Linked DNA regions of Mus musculus: all the other regions are linked to region 1. Evidence: chromatin loops called from intact Hi-C (ENCODE). Cell type or tissue: heart. All regions are shown on one strand. Region 1 holds the start of Rpl34 (ribosomal protein L34). Region 2 overlaps Lef1 (lymphoid enhancer binding factor 1). Region 3 overlaps Egf (epidermal growth factor). Region 4 holds the start of Elovl6 (ELOVL family member 6, elongation of long chain fatty acids (yeast)). Region 5 holds the start of Papss1 (3'-phosphoadenosine 5'-phosphosulfate synthase 1).

Region 1 (5,000 bases):
ATACAATCATTGAAATGTTTCCATGAGTGATAAGTATATAACTCCATACAGATTCACAAACTTAACCCAGAAGTCAAGACATTATGATCATCACTCCAGATAGGTCCTCTGCCTTCTCTTCCTCCCTCTTTCTCCAAAGATAACACAGTGCTGACCTCTGACCGTTCAAGGTCGCTCTTCTCATGTTCTTTTACATATATGCTGTCTCTTACCTAATTTTTATACCATTCATCCATAGTCTTTTTTAAAATTTTCAAAAATAATTTTTGTTTTGTTTTGTTTTTTGAGACAGTTTTCTGTGTGTAGCCCTGACTGTACTGGGACATGCTCTGAAGACCAGGCTGGTTTCAAACTCACAGAGATCTGACAAAAGATGTGTGCCACCACTGCCCAATTATTTTTTATTCTTATTGCTACATAGAATTTCACTGAGCAGATGTATATAGATCAAGCTAGCCTCGAACTCACAGCAATCTCTGTGTAAGATAAAATCGTGGGCTATCCGTTTTTGCCCACACTATTTTTTTAAATTAATAACCGGGTTGATGTGGATTTAACTAAGGGAAGGGGAGAGGGAACATTCCTAACTGCATCTCTTATTTGAAATGAGCTGCAGATACAGCTTTTAATGTGATTTCTAAGTGTGGCTATGTTTATCTGCATCAAGATGGAGAGATTGGAAGGTTTTCAGTGTCGACTCTTTTTCCTTTTACACCATTATTCGTCAGAATCTGTAGCGCTCCATGGAGTGGAACACTTTATTAACCATGTGGTTGTTAGCGGGTAGCTGATTATATCAGGGCATTACATGTTATGCAATGAAAACATGAATGGACTGGGTGAAAACATTTAGGTCATTAATTTGATGACTTTTTTTTTCTTTTTTTTTTGCTTTTTTTTTTTTTTTTTTTTTTTTTTTTTTGCTTTTTCGAGACAGGGTTTCTCTGTGTAGCCCTGGATGTCCTGGAACTCACTCTGTAGACCAGGCTGGCTGGCCTTGAACTCAGAAATCTGCCTGCCTCTGCCTCCCAAGTGCTGGGATTAAAGGCGTGCGCCACCACTGCCCGGCTTAATTTGATGATCTTGCCTTGGCATGTCTTCATTTAAAAATGAATAAGGAAATGTATTCATTCATTTATTCAAAACTAGGTTTGTCTCTCTACACCAGCCTTTATCCAACGCCTAAAACAGAGACTGGAGAGATTCCACAGTGGGAAGAACAGAGACCGCAGGCGCATGCATACGGACAGCTATTTGAGAGAGACCCGAGGAAAGGATATAGTCAGAGCGGTTTACCTAGTTTCTTGACAAAGATGGCAGTGATAATGGGCTCTTCTTTCAAGTCCAAGGAAGGTGTTCATTACTTTTGACAACATGATGAAAAACAAGGACCCATAGTGTAAACGTTCACATAGACATTTGGAGGTCGCTGACTCCCTCTGGTCCTCCTCTTCATCTTGCAGACAAAACTTTACCATCCAGGCAAAGTCTCAAATAGTCGTTTGCACACAATCATAAATTAACCACCCTTTATAGCGTTCTTGCTCTCTGTAAGACTTGCAGGTTAAGTGCTTTAACTTTGGGAGATCTTTTGATCAGAGCGCCACAGGGGTATTTAATATCTTCCTTTTAGAGACTTGCGGACTTGCCCAAAGTGAGATAGCTAGTAATTAGCAAATGCTTGGTTAAAAGTCTGTAAAGTGTGTGCTCTGGCTGAAAAACAGAAGAGGCCGGGAAGCAGAAGGGCCCGGGCTACCTTATGTACAGGACGCCATAAAGATTTTAAACCAGGTCTAATTACCCTAGGATAAAGGCATCGTGGCCCTTGTTTTCTCTTATGGAAGTGGGGACGCCTCCTCTGTCACTCGCTTTTGCTCCCACCAGGGACCCTACACCTAACTTCTCACGTGACGTTCCTACCGGGGCTAGAAAACGCACCCGCCTACGGAAGCCGCACTACACATCCGCCGCTCAACGCGGCGCCATCCACACAGGTTCCCCGCGTCCGCTTCCGTACAACATGGCGGCGCGCTCGCTGACGCGCCGCCTTCCCTGACGTACTTCCTGTCCGGCGCCGTCACACTTGACCCCTGAACTCACCCGCCCCTTCCTTTTCCTCTTCCGGGGACGGTGCTCAGAGGTATGGTGGCCTTCTTCTGCTCTGTGTTTTTTTACCGTTTACGATCCGTAGCCATCCGAGGCGTCAGGCGGGCGGGACGCCCTTGGGGTCGGGACTGTCGCTGGGGTCGGTGGTGAGGGACGAGGAGAGGTGCGTACCGGCCGAGGCCTCGGCTCGTAGACTCGGGAAGCCCGAGATCAAACCCGGCTTCCGAAGCGGTGAGTGGCCGGAGCTGCGCGCACCCTGGCCGTCGGCTACGGCGAGCGAGAGACCGAGTCGTGGTCGTGAAGCGCAGAGCGAGCGGAGCGCGGCCTCCGGCTGCTCCCCTGGTGCTGTCTGCCATGGTGGCTAGTCAGCGAGCGGGACGCGGCGGCGGCGGCTGGCTTGGTTAGGAAGATACGAATCAAGCAGTGGCGGCTCAGGGTCCTTAGCACTGGTCCGGGTCGCGCTTGGCGTTTGGGCTCCTTTTACGTAAAGTGGGTGTTGGGAAGGTGTGGAAGACAGGTCACCTGTAGCGCTTATTAATCAACTCCAGCCATTCGTCCCAGGGCTTGAGATTTAAACGAAGTCGCCTGTGTGTGAAGCTCTCGGGTAGAATGTTTGTCTGGCACGTTGACGGTCTGGAGTCCAAAATGCAGCATCGCTGCTGCGGGCTGGAGAGTCCTTTAGTAGCTGGTCTGCTAAGGAACGAACGAAGTTGGATTTGAAACAGCACGAAACCCGGCCCTAGTAGTAAACAAGACTTCTCCAGGACGCTGTTTTGGGACAAGACCTAGATTGTCATGACGCCTTACCAGCTGCCGCCACTGGGGTAGTTCGGTGTCTTCATCCTACTGGTAGCTGTATAAATTAGGGGGGAATACTGTCTTAGAGCCCAGGAGCTCTTCATCTCTAGTTTAAATGTGGGATTCTTTAGAACCGGGCCTTTGTAAGAGCACGGTGTGAATGAGTGTGTATATGAATGTAAGATATTTTATGTGGTGACGCTTTGGCCTTTATTATGGTGAAAGGTGATTGTGTTCTCTCTAAATTGTAGGCACTCAGGATGGTCCAGCGTTTGACATACCGCCGTAGGCTTTCCTACAACACAGCCTCTAACAAAACTAGGCTGTAAGTATCTGCAAGTTTGAAATAACTTTCAAATCGCTTTCTCTAGTATGCTGAGCTACTTACAATCTCCCTTCCTAGGTCTCGAACCCCTGGCAACAGGATTGTTTACCTCTACACCAAGAAGGTTGGGAAAGCACCTAAATCTGCATGTGGCGTGTGCCCAGGCAGACTTCGAGGGGTGAGTGTCCTTTTGATAGAGTTTTAATCCCTCAGTAGGCGGACTTGATATCTCTAGTCCGAAGTAGCCAATGTGAGAAATGACCAAAATGGCTTCCCAGTAAAAGCAGACTTCCCTTTGTAACCCAGTTCCCAGTTACTAGGAAATAAATGTCTTTCTCCTTGAGCATCTTAAGGTAATCACGGTCTTTGTTCTACAGGTTCGTGCTGTGCGGCCCAAAGTCCTTATGAGACTGTCTAAGACACAGAAGCACGTCAGCAGGGCCTATGGCGGCTCCATGTGTGCCAAGTGTGTCCGTGACAGGTGAGTGAGTGAGGGCCGAGGCAAGCTGGGTGTTTGTCACACGGCATGTGAGCTTGGAGTCGCCCCTTGACACCTGCTAGGTGCTCCTGTTGTGTCAGAATTTGGGGGTGTCTTTAAAGTAGCTTTGGTTTACAGAGAGCAGACAGGAAAGAGATGCTGAGTTAGTGTTTGATCGCTCGTAGGCAGCTGGGGAGGAGACGGTCTTGGAGGGTTAGGGAACAGTGTTGGTTTGGGTGGCTGATTGAGGAGGTGACAGACAAAGGTAGAAAAGATTGTGAAGGGCTTTAGTCTTGGATGGTAGAACCAGGTGACTCGAAGCAAAACTGAGGGTCCGGCTTGACAAGATGAAGGTCTGGGATATACAGATGCTTTTAGGCAGCAAGCCCTTGCCTTACTGGCCTAGAGAGGGTTTGGTGGTTTAAATCTTTTGGAATCTGGGAAGAGTGCAAGGATGGTTGTGGCTTATTTGCAGAGCACCAGATAACATTTCAGAACTTCTGGGTGGACTTTCTGGCTAGGTGGGGTTGTTTAGGGGGGAAACCAGCACTTCCAGTTTCATACTCATAGTTAGTACAGTGCAGTGCTCAGTGTCTAAGGGGAGAATTCAGAAGCCGGGCTGGACTCTGGTTTGTTTGGTAGTTTTACAGAATGCTCTGACCAAGTGGGTTTTTTGTTTTGTGTCTTGACAACAATAATCTGCCTGCCCTGTTTGTGGTAGTTGTTCACTAAAAGGAGGAAGGCCTAGTACCTTAATACAGGCACGGGGCAGATGTTCTAATGCAGGCCATCTGGACTCATAACATAGAGCAGAGAAATGTCATGCAGTTGTAGAAGCTGGGCTGGCATTTGAGGCCAAACCTGAATGATGCAAACGGAAAAGATTTCCAGGCTCTGGTGTTTGACCTTAAGGTGGTGACTTTTGAGCTACGGGGATTTGCTTGGCATATTTGATTCATCCCCTACAGAATCTAGATTTGGGCCTAACAAGATGGGGGGAGGCAGAGGCAGGCGGATTTCTGAGTTTGAGGCCAGCCTGGTCTACAAAGTGAGTTCCAGGACAGCCAGCAGCCAAGACTATACAAAGAAACCCCGTCTCGAAAAAAAAAGAGATGGTGTCCTTGTCTTTAACACTAACACACAACACACACACACGTTCCAGTTCACAGCTGGTAGCTAGGTTTTATGGAAAATAATAAAGTGAATAAAACATTTCAATAATATGTCCTGGATCCTGGTGCAAGAAATAACGTTAGTCAGAAACTATTTAAGTGATGGTCTTGTCTTGGGTGT
Region 2 (5,000 bases), 390 kb before region 1:
TGTACGGGGATTCAGCACAGACAACAGAAGAGAGAGGACAGGTTCTCTGGACAGAGTCTACACCTCGTGACATTTGCTCAGCCCACAAATTGTCCCTAAGCGATGACTGATGACACAGATGTCAACAGTTCAACACATGCATAACAATAAATAATAAATACCTTGCATTCTACTGACATTTCAAAATGGTGCTGAGTTATAAGGTGCATAGGCACGTGTGCATGTGTGTGTGTGCGCGCGCGCACACACACACACACATATATTCGCGCGCGCGCACACACACAAGCACACGCACACCCTAAATATACTAGGCGATCAGGGGAAAAGACTACAGAGACCAAAGCTTAAAGGGGAAATGCTCATTTTTAGTACTTTTTAGGTGCTGTGTATAAATACCAGGAAGATTATGACACTAATTTCCCACATTTCTTCTCTGCCGAGAGACGCATCCGGTCTCCCTGTGGCGTAAACCACCATTCAGTACACACTGTGCTCATGGATAAAACGTAAACGGTTTGGGAAGCGAAGCGATCTTCTGTTACCAGAACTCTAACTTGATTGGAAAAGACTATTTGTTGACCTTTTAGCCTTTCCGTAGAAACCTTCAACTGTTCCTTACCCAGAATGCAGCCCATAAAAACAAACAAACAAACAAAAAAATCTGCACAGCTATTAAAAAAAAATCAGATATATTTCTCTATATGGCTCAACAAGTTCTCTACAAGTTTTAGAACCCAGGAGTGCTTTCAGTGTTTGGGGAGGTGGGGGTTAAACTCTAAACAATAGACTATGATTGCTTTATCAGTTCATCCACAGTTCAGGTAGAAGATCCCTCACACCACACAGGCATTAAATATCATTAAATACTTGAAATGTTTTAAAATAATGGGGGGGGGTTATTCCTTGTAACCAACGTCACAAAAATCTCCAAGATTTGATCCCCATGAGCCCCAGACCAACTGCTTTATGACAGTGAGAAAAGCCATGGTCCCTGCCCGAGTTTAAATATCCACCTGGAATTTGCTGAAAACCTCTCACAGTGAGTCTGCAATCACAAGGCCCACCAACTCAACATGGCGGATCATTGTAACCATCGAGGGCTTGCTCACTCCACTGAGATAACCCCACAAGCTCTCCCTCCACTTGATGGCCAACCATCTCCTGGGCTGCCTCTTTGGTGACCCTCCCAGCTCTCAAACTCTGTCTGCCATAAGGCATCCCTGACACCCTTGCCCCAAAGGGCTTCTGAGGGACTTTTCAGCAACGAGATTCACCCCAATTCACCCCCGAGAAGTCACTCAGGGAGACTCACTCCTCTGTGTTCTCACTGGGCTGGGGTGGTGGAGGCGTGGGACTGGGAACAGGCAACTAATTATGACCGCCCCAGCAGCTTCTCCAAAAGAGGGGGCGGGGAGGGGTACACTGGGTGTGTTCGCCAGTGTGATCACGTGTACACCCTCTACAAGTTATCATCCACTCGTTCTCAAGACACAGGTGCCATCTTACCCCAGTTAAAGAGACATGGCACCAAATACCACACGTGACGTCCGTGATGTTGTACACGCCAGCATAGTGCAGTTGTGCGACACTGCATTTTTTTTCTTACAACTTTAAGTAAATAACGAACGAAAAAGCAACAACTTCAGATATTTCCCCAGTTGACAACAAAGTGAAAATGGCTCCCCTGTGCCTCCCCTTTTAAAACAATAGCTAAGGTAATGAAGCAAGACATTTTCAAAGGCCAAAATAACATTCTGAATGTCTAGATCCAAATGAGCCTCAGCAGCTCTGACTCTAAACAGTTTAGGGCTTTGAAAGCTACCTGGTCCTTAGTTCACGGAAAGACGGAATCCACTTCCCTCCACTCATCAGCACAGAAACACAGAATATATATATATATATTTTATATATATTTTATCATGGCTCCTCCGACTTGGCTCCATTTGATTTCGTAACTCATGAATCTCTACTTCATTCATCTCAGCCTAAATCTAAAAATCCAAACGGGAGACATAAAACCAGCACTGTTCTCAGGCTGCCACTCCACGCACAGCTCTTATGGAACGATGGGATGACTAAGTCTCATGCAAGGATGCCTTGGGCAGTGCGTTTGAGGAAATAAGCATTCTGTTGAAACACAAATTAATTTGCACGTCTGAGAATAATTTTCAACATCAGCATGTTACTCACTGTCCTCGGGATGGGTGGAGAAAGGGACCCATTTGACATGTACGGGTCGCTGTTCATATTGGGCATCATTATGTAGCCAGAGTAACTGGAGTAGGAGGGTCCCTTGTTGTACAGGCCTCCGTCTGGATGCTTTCCTGGGAGAATCCAAAGGACAATCAGAGATGCTGCATCAGCACTGCTTTTACATCACACCGTCTCTCATCAGAAAATCTTCTGCTGCTAAGACAGCCCAGACTTTACGCAAAATATCTGCTTAGAAGATACTGTAACTGGACTACTAGGCTCTATTTTAGAATGACAGTATTGACGCTCCTCAATGGCTTTAACAGCAAACCAGATGCTTTAAAAAACATGTGGTTCAATTTATTTCCACTACTGACTGATGTTTTTACAAAAATAAGTGTTATTCATCTAACCTAATTTGTTCTAATGCTAACAAACTGGACTGAGAAATACAGAAACACAAGGGAACACACACAGAAACTTAAATACTGAAATGTTACTATACAAGGCCATCTACCCCTGGCACACATACACATTTACTATACATTGAAGGGTTCTTCTTTTAGGCAAATTCAAAAATTCCTCCTATGCCTCTGAATTTCTACCAAATAGACTTTTATTGAGGGAGAAAACTGGACCTAGTGTACAGTTAAAACCCAAATTTGTAGTGAATTAACCTTTGGAAATAATAATTTCACCCCTAAATTTACAGTCTATCAATGAAATGTTTCTTACTTTTAATTTACTGCATGCAAGGAACTTACGTACTTTGCATTACTGCATTTATTTTAAAATACCACATGTATTTTAAGATGCTTTCCTGGACTGACTGTATGGACTTTATTTATTTACTTTAACTTATTGTATACAAGTTACTGCATCTGCTTGTTGCCAGAAAGGAAGGCTGATATATGATATAGAGCTTTCCCCTGCCACCTGCTTTACACACTGAATGCACGCACGCTCCATTCTAGACAGGCCAGTTGTTAAGGAATTGCAGGAGACCAGAAATGCCAACTGATTAAGTAAACCCTATGGTGATCCGATTAAACATGGAATAAGCAGAGAGAGAGAGAGAGAGAATGAATAAATGTGTATTTGGGAGTATATGTTTGCATGTATGTTTGGGTGTTTGAACATGTGTGTATATATTTGTATGTTTCTGTGTGAGCATGTGATTTTTTTAAAGTGTTGACAAGAGTCAACAATGAGAGAAGTGCCTACCATCTAATATATGTAGCTTCTAACAGTTTTCTTATTTTACAAGCTAAGTTACTGACTCTGATATATCTGCCTACACACTGCCTTCCTTCACTGCACTGAGAACCCACAGGCAGCAACTTGTAAATGAAAAATACTCTTTAGAAACATCCCTTCTCTAAGCATCTGAAAGCCAATAGAAACCCAAAGGCCCAGACTCATGCAAGGCATGTTTCAAAAGAATGTGGTGTACACCGTGAAAAAGCTTTGAATTTCTGGTCATTCTGTTAAAAACAGTATGTGGGGAAGTCTTGCATATCTGGTTCCACCCTACTCAAACAGAAGTATCAAAAGAAAAGCAGATATTCCCATCAGCCTGTGCCCTGTGGTAAACGTGGGGGAGAGAGAGAATCTGGCTTACCTTCATCAGGGTGTTCTCTGGCCTTGTCGTGGTAGGGCTCCTGAGAGGACGGGGCTTGTCTGACCACCTAATGGCATGAATAGCCACCCACAAAAGAAAGAAGATCACCTTAAGAGTTTGTAACAGATGGGTCTGCTGTTAATTCAAAGGTAAAGATTCAGGTAAAACTCGATTTACTCATTTGGTTAAAATTAAGGACAAACTAGATTTGAGTACTGGAAAATTTTTTTTCCATGTGTATTTTTGAATGATTATTAGGTACTCTGGATCAAAAGTAAGGTGGCAAAAAAATAAGTGAATTTAGAAATGATGTGCTCTGTTCTAACAACCCATCAATGCTTGCAGGGTGCCCAGCTTCTAGGATGGGTAAGCCTCTTCAGCCTTGGTTTACTCTAACAAGACCTGATTAAAAGGTCACCAGAAACAACATTTTGTAATGGAAAATGAGATCTGGAAACGTAAACAAAAGAACTACTTTGCTGAGGTCCTAGGGACATTGCCTGAGAGGAGTCCTAGCTGAAACTGCGTTCACTTACAACTTTCAGGCCGAGTGCTATCAGGCTATCAGAGTAGAACTGGTCTGTGGTTAATGGGAGGGAAAATTGAGAGTCGGGTTATAGACATCTAAAAGGTAGCCCAGTTAATATCGGTTTTGGTAAGCACTCCCGACCCGACTCAACCACGTGCAAATCAGTGGGCTAAGCCTTACATCTTCCGGGGCTCTCTGCTCGCCCCACTTCCACCGCGGAAAGATGAACAGTTCAAACACCCAACCCCGGTAGTTGACAGTCTCCTAAGCATGGCTTTTCTCCTCAGACTACAAAACCGTAGAAATGTGAGGTGGATTGAAATGTGTAAACTACTCCAGTAGAAAGAAAGAGGCTACTCTACAGTCTGGTCAAGAATGAAACAAACAAAAATAAAAAACCACCAGAGTTTAGATGGTATTTCAATCCCTCGTCCGGAGACCCTTTTTACCTGACTTTTAATGCATTCTCGCCCCCTTCCTCTATTTTTTTTTGGGGGGGGGTAGGACTTTGGGACTAGAGAGGGTCCTTATATTTTGGAATCAGCCCCCCAGCCTTCCCAGATGCGTACTCACCCCTGCCATCGGGACAGAGAAGGTAACTCTGAGGTGTTCTTAAAAGCACTCTTTAAACCCAAAATGTCCCCGCCCCCGAAACCA
Region 3 (5,000 bases), 1.0 Mb after region 1:
CTGAGACGCAGGGGTCAACAAGTTGTTTAAGCAGGCTGAGTTTCCCTGAGTGGGATGGTACATACGGTTAGATGTACTAAGGACCAATGAGCTTGGAGCAGTTTCCCACTAGATTTCTTATGTATCAGTCCATGACTTCAATTTGTCCTTTCTAGTGCACACCCAATTTTGAGCTCTTAGACACATCTTAAGCTGCGAAGATGTTTTGTAAAGGAAAGATGCAGAGAGGATAGAGTCAAACCACTTGGGACTTACCCATAACATCCCAAAGGGAGCAACCCTGTGAAGACTCTATCTGACCCTGGCAGAGATGCCACTCACGGAAGCAAAGCCAATTTAGCTCTTCGGGGAAGATTGGTGTGCTGATCTATGCGCATGCATCCTTCGTTCCTTCGCTAAGACAGGCTGACTTTACTTGCAGACGCTTCATGCTACTGCCTTCTCATTCTGGGTAGGAGGTGGAGAAGCCTGCAGCTTCTGATGAGCTGGCTGGAGAGTTTCTGAGCTCTTTCCTCACTTGCTCTGTGCATCCTCCAAGGACATCATAGACAGCGGATGCAGGAAATCTTCACTGAGGCTGTCATTTCCACCTTCTTAGCATCCTCCCTGGATGTCTTTGCTCCAAAGGAAACAATGGACCTGTGAACTTTGACCTAGTCTCTCTAGCTCAGTGAAAGGGATCAGTACTTATCCCATCTCTCAGACTAGAAATCCAGGCGTTGCCCCTTCCTCCCTGTTTAATGCCCCAACCTCCAGATTCTAACAACTCCTCACCTGTAAGCAAACCTCCTTGTGCTCCCTCCCAGAGCTCCCCCTCCCCCACTGCTCCCTAGGAAGTTAGATACCCTACCTCCATTTCCTAGGCTGCAGGGACCAACAGCCTCCACAGGTGAGAATCTGACCTTGTCCCATCTTAGTTAAAACCTTTGACAGCTTTCAGCAATGAATGCACAGTCTCCTCACTGGCCCCTCTGTGCATTTCATGGCTTTGTACGTCACGGGGGTCTGTGTTTCATTTTGTACCATGGTGTCTTCCATTCCCTGTCCCAGATAGCCTCAGAGGTTTGACATTCTTCCCAAGAAGGGCTTCCTTTCTGCCAGGCTAGTCAGCACACTCCAGAACCAAACTCTACCCTCCCCTCCCCTCCCCCCCTCCTCTCCTCTCTTCCCTTCCACTCGCTCCCCTTTTCTTCCTTGGCCCTCTTCTTATCCTCCAAGAAACAGCTCCACACCACTGCCTTCGAGAACACCTTTCCTGACCAACTTAGTGGTTGCACCCCAGAGTTCTGAGAACATATTTGCAGAGAGTGTGTTCTTGGAGAAGTTCTCCAATCACATGGCACCCAGCATGCTTAGCTGTCACTGCCAGTCTCTCTAAACTTCCTTAGCAATGGAGACAGGGAATACAGCTCTCCACTCTACTCCAAAGCCAAGAGGATTTTAACTAGTGATGGAAAAAACAAATGTGGACGCTGCCCCACCCCGACTCCACCCTTGGCGTGCTCCCCCCTAAATTAGAAGGAACCAGTTTGCAAGATAGGTGATATCTCAGAACACTGCCTTTGTGTCTAAGAGCAGCAGGCCTACTCATTGACTGTCCCCAGAGTTTTCTACTTGGGGCCTTTCCCTAGATTATGTCGTCTAACTTCGTGATAACTTTATGGACAAGGGTGGGCTTTGAGTTCTGTTTTAGAAACTAAAAACACATCTCGGGTGCTTTCCAGTGTGGTGGGGTTGGGATTGGAACTCAGGGTGATTGACGCGGGTGATTGACGCTATGCATCTCCCCCCCTGACCACATGGACTCTCACTCCATTGGTCATTTATGTCATAGCACAGATTTCTGTGAACTGTTTTGGGAAAACCTGTCATCTACCCATTTACTCCTCCTGCTGGTTAAAGAGACCACGGAGTTCACACTTCCCCTTTCAGGCACTTTAAACACAGAAAAGCCTTCCCATGCCCTACCCACTCTGAGCTCCTTCTAGCTGATTCCAAACAAAGACTTTAACTCACATTTGTGTCAGCCCAGGTAAGTTGGTCTCTCCCTGCTGCCCTGATCTTATAGGATTACACTAAACCCAGTGTGGGAACGTCTATGTGCACACTGTCAGTGGTGTATTAATGAACTTCTATGTGCACACTGTCAATGGTGCATTAATGAACTTCTATGTGCACACTGTCAGTGGTGTATTAATGAACTTCTATGTGCACATTATCAGTGGTGTACTAATGAAATTCTATGTGCACATTCTCAATGATGTATTAATGAACTTCCTTGTGCACATCATTAATGGTGCATTAATGAACTTCTATGTGCACACTATCAATGGAGTATTAATGAACTTCTGTGTGCACACTATTTATGGTGTGTTAATGGTGAACTTCTAAAGACTTTATGTTTTGACTGCTTACAGGCGTTATTTAGCAAAGGGTCTAATTTTATTATTGTTCTTCTTCTTTCTTCTGTTTTCCTTAGATGTAGATCTGAGGTTTAAGATTATGAGTCTCAAAAGCATATTCATTGGCCAGTAGGGGAACCAGTCTTCCAAATGGTGTGAAAGATTTGACAATGACTTCATGCACAAAACACCACTGACTTTCTTTAATTCTGTAAGCTACTACTTGTAGACATTTAAAATAAAATATGGATTGTTCAGTCACTCATAGCTACTGTCACATCTTAACAAGTGTCACAGATCCATGCCACTGGCGAGAAAGCCCTGGCTCAAGCAAAGCCAGCCTCACAGTACAGGACTCTCCTGTTGCCAAGTGGCTGCCATTTGAAATGCCTTTTTAAATACTTGAAGATGCTCTTTATGTCTTTATGGCTCCTTGTTTGCTGTGAGGGCTCATACATTGCTTTTTCCCGCATGCCTGCTGATGGGGTCTCAGATTATTTAACCTGTAGCTTTTCCTTGTCCTGTGTTTGTTCGAGAAAACAATTCATTTGTCCTGGATCGCTGTCCACTTTCTGAATTTTCCACACCTTTGGTGTTGCTTAACATGTTTGTCTCCCTTGTCGTTCTCAGAATTGGAGCATTGGCCCCAGAAGCCTAAGAGCCAGTATTTTTTTAGGAACACTTCCTGGATAAGCCTGCAGGCGGCACTGCACCCCTCCGATTGTACCAATTGACAGACACACAGGGGCCAGCTCCCGGTCAGGTTTTGGCTAACCAGCAGGTCAGAAGTTGCCAGCTCGGTCTACCATCTATAAACTTCCCTTCTGCCCTTTGCACAATGGCTTTAGACGCTGCTGATTAGTGCCTATGTCACTAACATCATTTTTTTTTTTTAATTAAGAGCTCAGAGTGAAGCCATCCCCTCTATCACTATCTACCATTTATCTGCTTGAATTCCTATACACAGAGGAATCTTTCCATATCAAATATAGCGTTGCTCCAAGGAGCTAGTATAGGAAATGAAAATTCGAAACTTGATGCTCTCCCAGACGTGCATGTTTGAAGAAGAAAGAGTTTGTTTCCCAGAACCACCCAAAGCATCTTTTATGGCTTTTCCTTTCTAAGTGATTGGCATGCTTCTATCGGTTGTGACTAGCCTCTTGATACTTGCCCTGCAGTATCTCTCACCAGAGGAGCTCATCTGAGGCTTGTCTGCATAGGAAAGATGAACACTAGGTTCCTCTTTCTGGGGTGATGCTGCCGCTGAAGGCCTGGGATGCAAGGCCACTGTGCGACTGGGGACACAGGGGACAGGGGAGCAGGCTCATGCACACCTCAGTTTCCCCACCTTCACTGTATGGGATGGCCAGGCTTGTCAGTAATGGGCATAAAATAAGAAAGGGAGGGTGTCATAAATGCTAGTTCTCCCAGCTGCTCACAGGAACTAGTACACACCAGCAAATGCTCCATTCATCCTCGGCCCCAAAACACCTATTTTTCAACTCCTTCAAAGCCACTGGTTGCTTTCCATTCTAATTCTTAAAAGGAATCCAGAAGGATAAAAATAGCAAGTAGCCAAATCCTGTTCGGGTGATTGCTTTTTGTTTTGTTTTGTTTTTAAACCACAGTTTAAAATTCCAGTAGCACAAAACGGCAAGTCTTTATTTTGTATGTGTGTGTCTGTGTGTGTATTCACAGAGAACCCCCTTGCCCATTCCCCAAATCTATACTACATACTTTGCAGAACCTTTGAGGAGGCTCAGGCAGTTATTTATGAGAACTTACACGTAAGAAAGGCAATAAGCAAGTGAATCAAAATGTGATCGTAGGTTTTACAGAGGTTAACACACTGTAACATTCTAAGTACGTATGTACACAGGCACACAGGCGTGCATGAGCGCACACACAGAGTCCATATATAAAAAGCACTCAGAAGGTGTGAGATTGAGTCACAATTCTACACTTATTTGATCCTTGACAAAATTCTTAATCTATAAAATACTATTTGTTGTAAACATTCTGAGGGTTTGTTCTAAACATTAAGTATCATAATTTAATTTATAAAAATGGTACTCTTAATTTTTATTGATATGTGCTAAATATTTAGGGACTGCCAAATACTTAGTTGTAAGAATCATTGGGGTTGGGTGGTGGTGGCTACACAGAGAAACCCTCCTTCCAAAAACTAAAAAAAAAAAAAAAAAAAAAAAAGCCTCATTTGGGGTAAATGGACTGAACAAAGAGAAGAAAAGTTTTCTCGATGGGGTGAATGTTACACGGAATTCAGAATTTAAGATACAAACAGAGCATGAAGCACATAGGGTGGGGGGCACAAGGCTAGGGAATCCCATGGGCCAGGAACAATGTGACTTACTAAACTGGAGAACAGCTCACCTCGGCCTGTGTGCTTGGCAGGTATCTAGTAGTTGCTGAAGGCTGTGGACATTAAACTCCACCATTGGGAGCTTCCGTTGATCTGGAGGGTAGTAAGCCCTCTGACGGGCTGCGAGGGGTGTTACCTGAGGACAGCAGCGGCATTTTGAGTGTTAGCTTTGGCTGATTTGGAAGCTAAAGAATGGCAGCTTAAGGAGATTAGCA
Region 4 (5,000 bases), 1.2 Mb after region 1:
GGAGGATGCCAGGAGAGGGGGGAGGGTTTCAAGAGATTCTAGGCAAGCCCTTTGATGACGTCACCCCACATACATAATGCTACAGCAGTCAGCACAGGCCTCCTGCTTTCCTATTGGTGAATGCCGTGTCAGCCGACATCAGAACATAATCATCATTGGCCAGGCAATTACAACCGGAGCAACTAGCATCCAGTCTTAGCACAAACCTGGCAGGCAGGCAGGCAGGCAGGCAGGCAGGCGGCTCAAGGGGAGAAGGATTCCTTCTCAATGAATCCGCTGTCTCTTTTCCAGCCTTTCCGATGGCTGGGTGACCGTGCTTCCTCGCTAGCAGCATTTACCGATTGAGTCGGCTGTTAGTGAGCACAAGTGATGGCCAGCCAGGACATAAAAGAACAAAATGTCTATCTACATGGATGCTTTAATAGCATCCATTCACGGGCTTTCCAGTCTAAAACTGGAACTGGGACATGTTATTTGGAGCTAAAAGGCAGGCATTTTTCCCTACCTCATGTTAGAAACTGCACCGGATCATATTACCCAGGTGACTTTTAACTGGGCGGCAGTTACAAGAAAATCAATCACACAGGGTGATTTTCTAAGGGAATACATATTTACTACTTTGCACTGAAATTGTCATTGCAGTCTAGTCTCTTATGAAACCATTTGCTACAAAAATAAATGTCTACAATATTTCATTATCTAGGCCAGTGAGTATCAGGTTAAACAATGAAGGCAGCAATAAATGTCACGAGTTTGTTGTCTCAGCTTAGCCAGCTGAGTTTACACATAGGCTACTGGGAAACCTGGGGCCCCATTCCGTGAATGGATGCTGAGGTAACTAAGGTAAAGCGTTATAGGGCTGGTCTTACCAACTCCTTATTCCAAGTGCTCCTAAATGAGGCTAGTTCCTATATACAGACTACTGTAATGTAAGGACCCGTGCCTGGCTCCCCCAACCCCCACCTCGACCCCAGCGGTGGTCAGAGGCCCTGGCAACTCAGCTTACTAGAGATTTGTTACAATTAGCAACTTTGTTTAGACTAGGTCTAGCAGATTTTAAAGAACAGTTACAAATAGGTTCTCAAAAGACAGGGCACACAGGCTTCTATACTTGATTTCTTCCAGAAGCTATTTCAAACCATTCTAAGTGACAAGGACAGGTGAAGGTGAGACTTGATGGTTCTGGAGCCCCTCAACTCCCCTCGCAAGAGGGTATATATAAGCCTTTATGATGGGATTCCTGTCTAATGACATGAGAAGAGAACCTTCATTACGACCAAGACATTTTGGTTGCGGAGAGCGGGTGGGAAAGTTCTGAAATCAGGCTCCAAGAGAACTAGAATCGTGAAGTGAAAAGGGACAGTGGCTAAGATCAGCACGGACGAGATGTAATAAGCTTATCCACTGTAATAAGCTATCCAAAACTATAAAGCCAACGATCAAAAGACGGGAAGAACATCCATTCTACAGTGTGACTAGAACAGCGTTCAAAACGCAAGCCAAGCATGCTGAATCCAGACACGGATATGAGCAGGTTGTGTTGGCGGTCAAATGAGCGTTTTAATCGCTGGACCTTGTAAGCATCTGCCTTGTACAAAGTAAGATTTTGCAAAATGCTTTGCAAAATCAAGACCAGAAAAAAAAAAAAAAAAAGACCAGAAAAGGTTCATCACATCAGCCCACGATGTGCTAGGAGCCACCTTTAAAATAAGAAATAAGGAAAATAAGATAATGAAAATACATTGTCAGGAAGAACATAAGTACTGTTCAGGAGTTAATAGTGGCCAAAGAATAACAAGGGAAAAGAAATTCATGGATTTGGGATATTTTCAGTCCCACGAGGACCAAGGACCTGTCTAGTTCTGACAGAGTGAAAGTCACTTAACTGAGTGTCTGGAGAAAGAGGCGGGAAATGGTCCTGGGGTACCTTAGGAAAAGGGGGTGGGGTGGGGTGGGCAACAAACAGCATGCACTAGGGTGGTGCAGCAGCAGGGCAGACTGAGTGCCATGCGCCTGCAGAGGCTAGGAATGCCTGCTCCGGAATGACAGGCCCAACCGGGATGCAGCAAGCTAGAGACGCGAGCTGCGGGCTACTGGAGGAGGAAGGCAGGAAGGCAGGCTAGAGCCCTGCAAGGGACGGTGACAAATGGTCTCAGAGAAGATCGGAGCCCTAGGTTGGCAGGTTGAGCTCGGGTCACAGCCCCCCCTCCCCCCCAAGCCCCTAACGGGAGGAAGTGCACCGCTAGGACCCCCCGAACGCCAGCCCGAGGGGGCTGGGCTTCCTGCAGCGCTCGGGCCTCCCTATGGCCTCCCCCTTACGGGGCGATCCAGACTCCCCGGGGGTGTAATCGCGCTCGGGACCCAGGCCCGCGTCCTCGGTGTCCAGGAGCACGCCGGCGACCGCACCAGGCTGGCTCTGGGGCTCAGGGCCTCCAGGCAGCCGCCATGCCGCGGCCCGAACTCGCGCGCCCCGGAGTCTCGGCTCCGCCCGGCCGCCGCCGTAAACCGCCCAAGGGCCCAGCTCGCAAGCTGAAGGCCAAGGGTGGGCGCGCTCCCCGCGGGCGAGAAGGGGCGGGAGCAGCAAGCCCGGGATCGGGCTGGAGAAGGCGAACCCCCGGCGGCTGCCACCACCCGCTCCAGCCCGGGAGCGCCGGCGTCTCCGGTTTCCCATTGATGAATGGAGGGAGGGAAGGCAGGTCGCGAGCGCCCTCGCACGCGGCAGCGGAACCTCCCGGAGCCCGGAAGCCCCCCGAGGGCCGGCCGCGGCGCAGAGGGGGTGGGGTGGGGGTGGGGAGATCGAGGGGGCTCGCACTAAACCGGAGGGAAACATCTCCAACCACAGCACGGTCTACGGGAAGGAGGGAGCTCCCTTCTTAAAATACTGCAAGGTGACACCGGATCGCCTCCCACACGGGGATTTTTCAGAAGACTGACCGGAGGAACTCAGTAAACAAGATGTTTTCCCGGATTCGAAGTTCTGGGGAAAGACCTCCGAGACTGCCCTGGCAGGAGCCTTCCAGTACTTAAACTGCTGCTCCACGCGGAGAAGCGTGTCCAAAAGGCGTTTCCTTTACACAGAAACTTAATAATGGCGTGGCTCCACTTGCTCGGGTTCATTCATTTTTATTGCAGTTTTCATTGTCCCCTCCTCCCCGATGTCTTTATGAAACCGGAAAGTAATCTGAGTGGGGAAGGGGTCCTGGACCCTGGGCATCTACGGCTGGAGGCGGCAGTCAAGGGAGGGCAGTAAAGTGGAAGAACTACAAGGAGAAAGGAAGGACACGAGGGATGGGGAGAGGGAAAGGACCAGAGAGAGGCGGGCTGAAGAGGGTTAAAGGGAGCGGAGACCGGGTCCTCCCTCCACTGCCTTGCACGCTCCAGTTGCGGGAGGCCAAGCAGAACCCCCAAATCTAAGCGAAAGCAGGGAGACAACACAGGTGGGATAGCTGGATTGTAACATGCCTCTGTCTCCCGTATATTATTACAGGTACACATATTATATGTTCTATGTTATATAATCTACACAAAGATGCCCGCGTGGCCGCGGCTCACACAGAGCACCCCCCAAACCGCACGCTTCCATGCAGCTTCAGAGTCTCCTGCAGACATGAGACCCTGGAACTCCGCGATCTGCTGGCTACTGCCGGCAATCCATCCGTCGCTCCGCTCACGCTCAGACCAGGAATACCGACATTAATGCACTCCCGGGAATAGTATCTCGCGAAAGCATCACCTACCAGTTTTCCTGCATCCATTGGATGGCTTCGTTCTCGTTGAACTGCTTTTCGAATTCATATTCTTGTAAAGTCAACACTGACATGTTCATTGGGGCTGATCTTCGGAGTCGCTACGTGTTCTCTATACAAAATAAAAAAATCTGTAAAGAGCCTTTTATTTTGAGTGCTCTCCTGTCTGCTTCCCCCTCCCACCCCCCTAGGTATTGCCCCGCCGTCAGTCTCCTGGCCGATCTCTCTCCCAGCCTCTCAGCTACATCCAGGGTTGAGCATTGCCTGCGCCTCTGCTCCCAGCTCCTAGCTCAGGGGCTCTCCTCCCAGCGTCCGCATCCACCGTAGGAGGAAATGAATGCCTTGCGGTCTTAGTGCCCGCACGTTTGTCCATCACGCTTTTTACTCGTCTACAGGGAAATCTCCTCCCCCTCGTGCGATCGGGAAAATTAACCCTTTGCGCGAGAGGGCGCAGAAGAGCAAGACCTCCCATCGCCCTGGGGGATAGTTTTGTTTACAAGAAGGTGGTTGGTGGACTGGGGGAGGGGAGGGAAGGGCGCCAAGAGGGAGGAAGTGGCCTTGAGGTCATACTCAAGCCCATTCGCCACCTCTTGGGCCTCCCTGCCTGGCCTTTGAATGAAGTTTCAGAGTGAGAGGCGCAGCCCTGAGGCGCGTGGACCTGAAAGCTTGGCGAGTAAACAATTGGGAAATAGTAAAATCTGCCAGGTTCTCTGGCATGAGAACTCCAGGCAAATAAATGTGAGGATCACGTCTTGCGATCTAGTCTCCTCACTACCTCGATCCCGCAGCACCCTCTGAGACCACCTCCACCGGGCAGCTTGGGCGCGGATTTACCTTGACCTTAGGGCCAGGTAGCCTTCGGAACTAAGACCACGTGCAGACAGGATGCTGAGGATGAGGACCTGGGAAGTCAAGGTTGACTAGGAGGCAGAAGTTAGGTAGAGGGTTTGGCTACCAGGAGGGGATATTAATGAACAAAGGAAGGGAATTTGGCATACAGAATTAGGCCTACTGATCTAAATACCAAAACTTTATCTATCTGCTTTACTTTAGTTCTGCCTTATTCTTGTGAAATTAGGAAGAAAAGATTAATGTAGGAGAGGGATTTATGTAATGCTAATCCTCCCCCTGGGCTACCAGCTCACAGCAACCATTCCCAAATACTCCTTATTTTTCTGGAGGATGGTATTTTCTAGTCCTAAAAGGAAGAAGGAAGTAAGAGACAATAAGGTACCTAATAATATAATATTTAGA
Region 5 (5,000 bases), 830 kb before region 1:
GGAACCTGGCCACCCCTTCATTCAAGGGGTTCTGGATCTGCAAACTGTCTCAAGTCTGGAAATTGACTCACTGGCCGAGATTGCTGTTTACCACGATCTAATGTAGCCTTTCTTTCATTTGGCTGTTTACCACGATCTAACCCTGTCCCTCCGTTTCCTCATTTATAAAATGGAGACGCTACATGTGGTAACTCTATGAGTTCTGGGACAGCACATGGACACATTCAGGGTCCTGGTTTTTAAACCCCACCCAGGGAAACACTGCAAAAACTCAACAAGTTAACGTAGATACAACATTTCAGCCTACCTCCCAACGTCCAGATCAAAACTTCAGGACCATCTTTTAATGTCTCTCTCCCTGTCATCGCCTCAGTCTAGTCTGGTCTTTCCTGTCCGTTTCTTTCCTGCTTTTAGCTAGCCATTCAACTGTTCACACCGGATTGGCCAACAAGAACACCTTAAACAGTGTGGCTATGTCAACCAGGCTTCTAGTCTGCCAACTTAATCCTCACGATGGCACAGTCGGTGCCTGCATTTCCTCTGCAAACCAGTCTTCCTGGATTGCCCGTTTTATGGAATGAGAACATTAACATAATAGTGCATAGATTTTTTTTTTTACACTCACACCCATCGGATGAGTTAAGTGTGTTAGAGGAGGTCATTCTTTTAGAGACTGGAAAAAAAGGAAAGTTCAGAAAAATTTAAAAAATTCTAACTCCATTCCAAATCTCCTAGAAAAATCACCCTAACTCTTTAGCCAAACATTTACATTACACAACCCTGCTCCACCCCATCTTTATCTCTGCTCCCCAACAAAAACTACCTTCAGTAGTCAAACATGTCTCCGCTCAGGGATGTAATGGCTCCACCCACCTCAGAAATATGAGGTTCTCCATAAACTCATAAAAACCCCTGGGGCCAAACTAACCTTGCCTCTAAACTGCAATAAAACTCCTATCTTAGGCCACTCACTGTGGCCCATAAAAACATATGCCCTTAACAATCAGTTGCCATGGGCAACTGCAAAGCAAGCCCTGAGCCCCATGGTTTTTTATAGCTGTCAAATATGGATCTCTACATTAGCAAATAATGTAATACATAAATGAATTAGGGCAGCAGAAGAGTTGGCTCAGCAGTTGACAGCACTCGCTCTTACAGAGGATCCCCAGAACACACACAATGGTGGCTCACAACTACCTGTAACTGCAGCCCGAAGGGGATCCTACACACCCTTCTGGAACATCAGGCGCGCACCTGGTGCATACACATACACACAGGGAAAACACTCAGACTCAAAAAATAACAAAATGATCTTTAAATAAATGACTTATAGACAGACAGTATTACTGAAACTTCTTTGAAATACTCCAATTTAGTCAACTTACCTCCCTATCCGTAAAATCCTGTTAGCAACAATAGTGATGCTGAATCGGAGTTTCAGAGCAATGGTTTCGTTGCTCTTTCACCTTCGTTATCTTCTCTACTCAGAAAGACAATCCTGAGAAGGACACACTGTTACACCCTCCAGTCACCTGAGATTCAGAGTGGAGTGACTGTCCTCAAGATCACCCAACTTACAAACAGCAAGGCGGGGGACTGGAGCCCACGCCAGGAGTCTGTCCCTTCCAACCTCCTAATCTCCCTTTTATCTCACATCCCTCTCACCTTCTAAGAAGTTAAGGTAAAGGATGAAAGAAGACAGTGAGAATTCTTGAATCTGACAGCAGACGTGGCAAATCAATGACTTCAAAAGAACACTAGCCTGAAACAGCGTTTTTTTTTTTAACTTTCTCCTGACTCACCAAGGGCAGGTGATGATTTACAAGATTAAATTAAACTTCATGATCCTGTTACCTGCGGAATAAAAGAAAAAAAAAATCCATCTAACGCTGAAGCAGGGCCTTTGCAGCCTCCAAAGTTGGATGGTCTCCAGCTTCGCGCTTACCATCTTAGCTGCCACCACCAATGAATAAACTACAGAAGTAAACGACCCTCTGAAGCCATAGCACTTGGCCAATGAAGCCAACTGGCACTCGCTGTTCAATGTTAGAAACTATTAATCTTCCCACACCTAACTGTCACCAGAAATCGAGTCTTTAAAAGTATGTCTGTGTCCGACATTCCAATTTAAAACAGAGACACAAAGAACCTCAGTCCTGCAGTCCCGATCCATGAATGACCACATTGTTATTCTCTCAGTACACTGCAACTCAGAAACGTAAAGACTCGGAGACCGACCCAAACCTGGGCCAAGCACACCCGGAACGTGCAGAGGCGCCTCCGTCTGCCTCCGCCGCAGCCCTCCGCCTCGCCAGCCTAGGGGACAGCTCCGGGCCTGGACTCGCCTTCACCGGCCGCCGCCGCCCGGGTCCCCGCCCCCGGCTCCCGCAGGATGCACGGGCAGCCCGCGGTTCCCACAGCCACCCACGCTCCCCGCGCTCCGGCCTGCGGCCACCACTCACCCAGTTCTGCGCGTTATTGCTCAGCTTGACTTTCTTGCACAGACTCCCAGGAATCTCCATGGCCGCGGAGCGCGGATGCACTGCTGCTGAGAGCCCCGGGGCCGAGCAGTGGGAGAGAGGCCGAGGGGCGGGGCGGAGCAGGGAGAAGGGGCGGGGCCTGCACCCCGGGCTCAGGCGCGCGCTGACGTGCGCTCCAGCTAGTGATCGCCTCGGCTGGAGCTAGGCATCCGAGCAGCGTGGAGGGCGGGGCGAAGCGGAGGCGCGGGGTCGAGACCTCAACATCCAATCACCAGGAGGGGCGCTTGAAGCTCCGCCTTGACCCAGGACGAGGGGCGTGGTCTGAGGGTTTGTTGAAGAGAGCCTTCAGATGCTGAGCATGCGCAGTGAGCGAGGCGGAGCGACGCCTGCAGAGCTGGGCGTGGGAGACGCTCCCTAGAGCTGAGGCTGGTAGGGGAAGAAGCTGACGTGGGCTCCTGCTGCTCTCTAGCTTTTCTTCCGCAAACACTGCACAGGCTCGATGTGTGCGCTTGTCAACTAGGCCGACTTTGAAAAAATGTTTCCCAGCCCTGCAAAAAGTAGGATTACTTAAGTGAATTCACCATTACATGTTGCTCACCGCTTTGCAATCCTACTCAGTGCACAATGTTTTTTTGACATCAACTGTATCTCATCAAGGATTAGAAAGTATTTGTAAGGTGACGCCTTTCCCACTTGGAGAGCCGCTTTCTATCAGGAAATTTCTATGCAGTGTTTGTTGCCGCTGACTAGCCACAAAGGGGCTTCTCTAGTACTTGCTACTCATAGAGGACTAAAATCCAGGTTCCCTGGTACGCAAGGCGGAATGCTCACCTATAAAGGGCATTTCCAACCACATATAGTCCATGATCAGTTCGTAAAAGAATGGGGCTGGGAGGGGGAGGCCTTCTCCAGGAGTTATAACCCTTCGCACTCATCCCCATAACTTTAAGCTCACCATAACCATAACTGCAAACATCCACAGTCTCACAAAATTTAGCTGCTTACTCCGCTACTGATGACGACCAGTGATCACACACACACACACACACACACACACACACACACACACATATCAATCAACACTTGAGGCTTACTTGCATAGCCTATTGCTAGCAAGTCAGTTCCTATTTGCTCCACTGACAAAGTCTCAAATTAATCTCCCTCCTCCACGTCTAACAGGAGTCGTCATTGCACAGATACACGCGCCACACACCACACACACACACACATACACACCACGCACACAGAGAGACGCACACAACAAGTATCACTCCTCTGCCAACCTCTCTGTTCTCAATAGTGTCAGACAGGTACTTCTAACATGCAAATCAGATCTTATTCCTCCACCATATATATAAAATGTCTTTATTGCTTGCTTGTTTTGTCTTTCTTTCTTTCTTCCTTTCTTCCTTTCTTTCTTTCTTTCTGGTTTGTTTGTTTTTGTGTTCTTGAGTCAGGATGTCTCTTTATAGCCCTGGCTGTCCTGAAATTCACTCTGTAAACCAGGCTGACCTCAAACTCGGAGATCCACCTGCCTCTCACTCCTGAGTGCTGGGATTCAAGGCGTGTTCCATCCTTTAGCTCTATCTAGGGGATTCTTAATCTAATAGTATATAGGACTGAATTTCAATACAATTCTAAATTCTGCTTATAGCAGTCACAAGAATGAGACTAAAAGACTAAAAATAAGGACAATGATAAACAAGAAAATGTGGACAAAGGCCAATCACATATATTTATGAAAATGTCATAAAGAAACCTATTCTTTTGTATGCACCTAAAAAAATAATTGTTTTCTTTTAAAAGATTCTAAGTTTCAGACTAAGGTGGTGGGGGCGGGTGCCACCCAGAACCAGCCATTTCTCAGAGAGCCCCCATTCCTGCTCAAGGGAAATAGTGCATAGATACAGCTGGAGCCATGGGAGTCCTAATTGACTAAATTGGTCCTTACAGCTAAACTCTGTTGAAGCGTTCGCCCATCAAAAAGGCCACAATGAGAAGACTAAAGGGACAGCTACAAAATAAAAGGGACAACCGAGTGTATTTAAGTTCCGGTGCTTATAAACGTATTTTAAGAACAAATCCTTGAGAGGTGCTGTTGAACCAACTTTTTACTTTGCTGTGTAGCAGTAGTGCTTTTCCAACAGTATGATAGTGCACCGTCCAGGTGTCCAAAAAGCAAGAGCCAGATGAATTCCTGATACCTAAGTCGAGCCACTGAGCATAATTTAACTGTCAAATCTTTGTGATGCAAGCTCGTGTCCTGGGCAGTAGTTTGAACACTGTTGAGTCCTGCTTTCTGATGTCATCTCAAATCCATGTTACAGAAACCTCTTCCAAGATAGGTTTTGCTATAGTTTCCCTCTTAACCAGAGACACCTGAGAGGAAGTTTTTCTTTGTACTTATAAATTATCCTGACCGTACTTCTTCCCAGTTACTCAGCACCCCCTGTGAATATGTCAACGATGCCAAGGTTTTTCTCACTTGGACTGGTGAGAGTACAGATTCTTTCTGGGTCA

What was found. Hi-C counts contacts between places; a loop is a spot of excess contacts. Peaks named below come from ENCODE experiments on the same cell type or tissue, not always from the same donor. Only the 100,000 strongest peaks of a DNase experiment are listed, where the experiment ranks them.
Region 2: it touches region 1 in a loop (2.0-fold over the local background); 2 of 42 quality-filtered maps call a loop at or near these places.
Region 3: it touches region 1 in a loop (4-fold over the local background); 2 of 42 quality-filtered maps call a loop at or near these places.
Region 4: it touches region 1 in a loop (4-fold over the local background); 2 of 42 quality-filtered maps call a loop at or near these places.
Region 5: it touches region 1 in a loop (2.6-fold over the local background); 6 of 42 quality-filtered maps call a loop at or near these places.

Annotation. Positions count from the first base shown.
Region 1 is chr3:130,727,458-130,732,457 of GRCm38, reverse strand. Rpl34 (ribosomal protein L34) reads left to right here and starts at 2,060. Exons shown (of 5, transcript NM_001005859.3): 1 at 2,060-2,140; 2 at 3,156-3,229; 3 at 3,308-3,407; 4 at 3,607-3,710. The coding sequence starts at 3,165. In heart, a CTCF peak has its summit at 2,934; a DNase peak (open chromatin) is centred at 2,037; H3K4me3 peaks cover 2,890 bases; H3K27ac peaks cover 1,773 bases.
Region 2 is chr3:131,112,737-131,117,736 of GRCm38, reverse strand. It overlaps Lef1 (lymphoid enhancer binding factor 1), which reads right to left. Exons shown (of 12, transcript NM_010703.4): 2 at 3,815-3,881; 3 at 2,191-2,324. Among named protein-coding and RNA genes, the nearest start is that of Lef1, 4.9 kb to the right of the region's middle. In heart, no CTCF peak of the experiment used is centred here; no DNase peak of the experiment used is centred here; H3K4me3 peaks cover 893 bases; H3K27ac peaks cover 30 bases.
Region 3 is chr3:129,728,735-129,733,734 of GRCm38, reverse strand. All of the region lies in intron 5 of Egf (epidermal growth factor), which reads left to right. Among named protein-coding and RNA genes, the nearest start is that of 6330410L21Rik, 23 kb to the left of the region's middle. In heart, a CTCF peak has its summit at 3,106 (motif pointing right); no DNase peak of the experiment used is centred here.
Region 4 is chr3:129,531,506-129,536,505 of GRCm38, reverse strand. Elovl6 (ELOVL family member 6, elongation of long chain fatty acids (yeast)) reads right to left here and starts at 4,120. Exons shown (of 5, transcript NM_130450.2): 1 at 4,011-4,120; 2 at 3,738-3,858. The coding sequence starts at 3,826. It overlaps Gm35986 (predicted gene, 35986), which reads left to right and starts at 4,118. Exons shown (of 3, transcript NR_153368.1): 1 at 4,118-4,249. In heart, a CTCF peak has its summit at 2,702; DNase peaks (open chromatin) are centred at 125, 2,605 and 4,145; H3K4me3 peaks cover 4,612 bases; H3K27ac peaks cover 4,784 bases.
Region 5 is chr3:131,562,446-131,567,445 of GRCm38, reverse strand. Papss1 (3'-phosphoadenosine 5'-phosphosulfate synthase 1) reads right to left here and starts at 2,678. Exons shown (of 12, transcript NM_011863.2): 1 at 2,463-2,678. The coding sequence starts at 2,522. In heart, no CTCF peak of the experiment used is centred here; a DNase peak (open chromatin) is centred at 2,735; H3K4me3 peaks cover 2,135 bases; H3K27ac peaks cover 1,639 bases.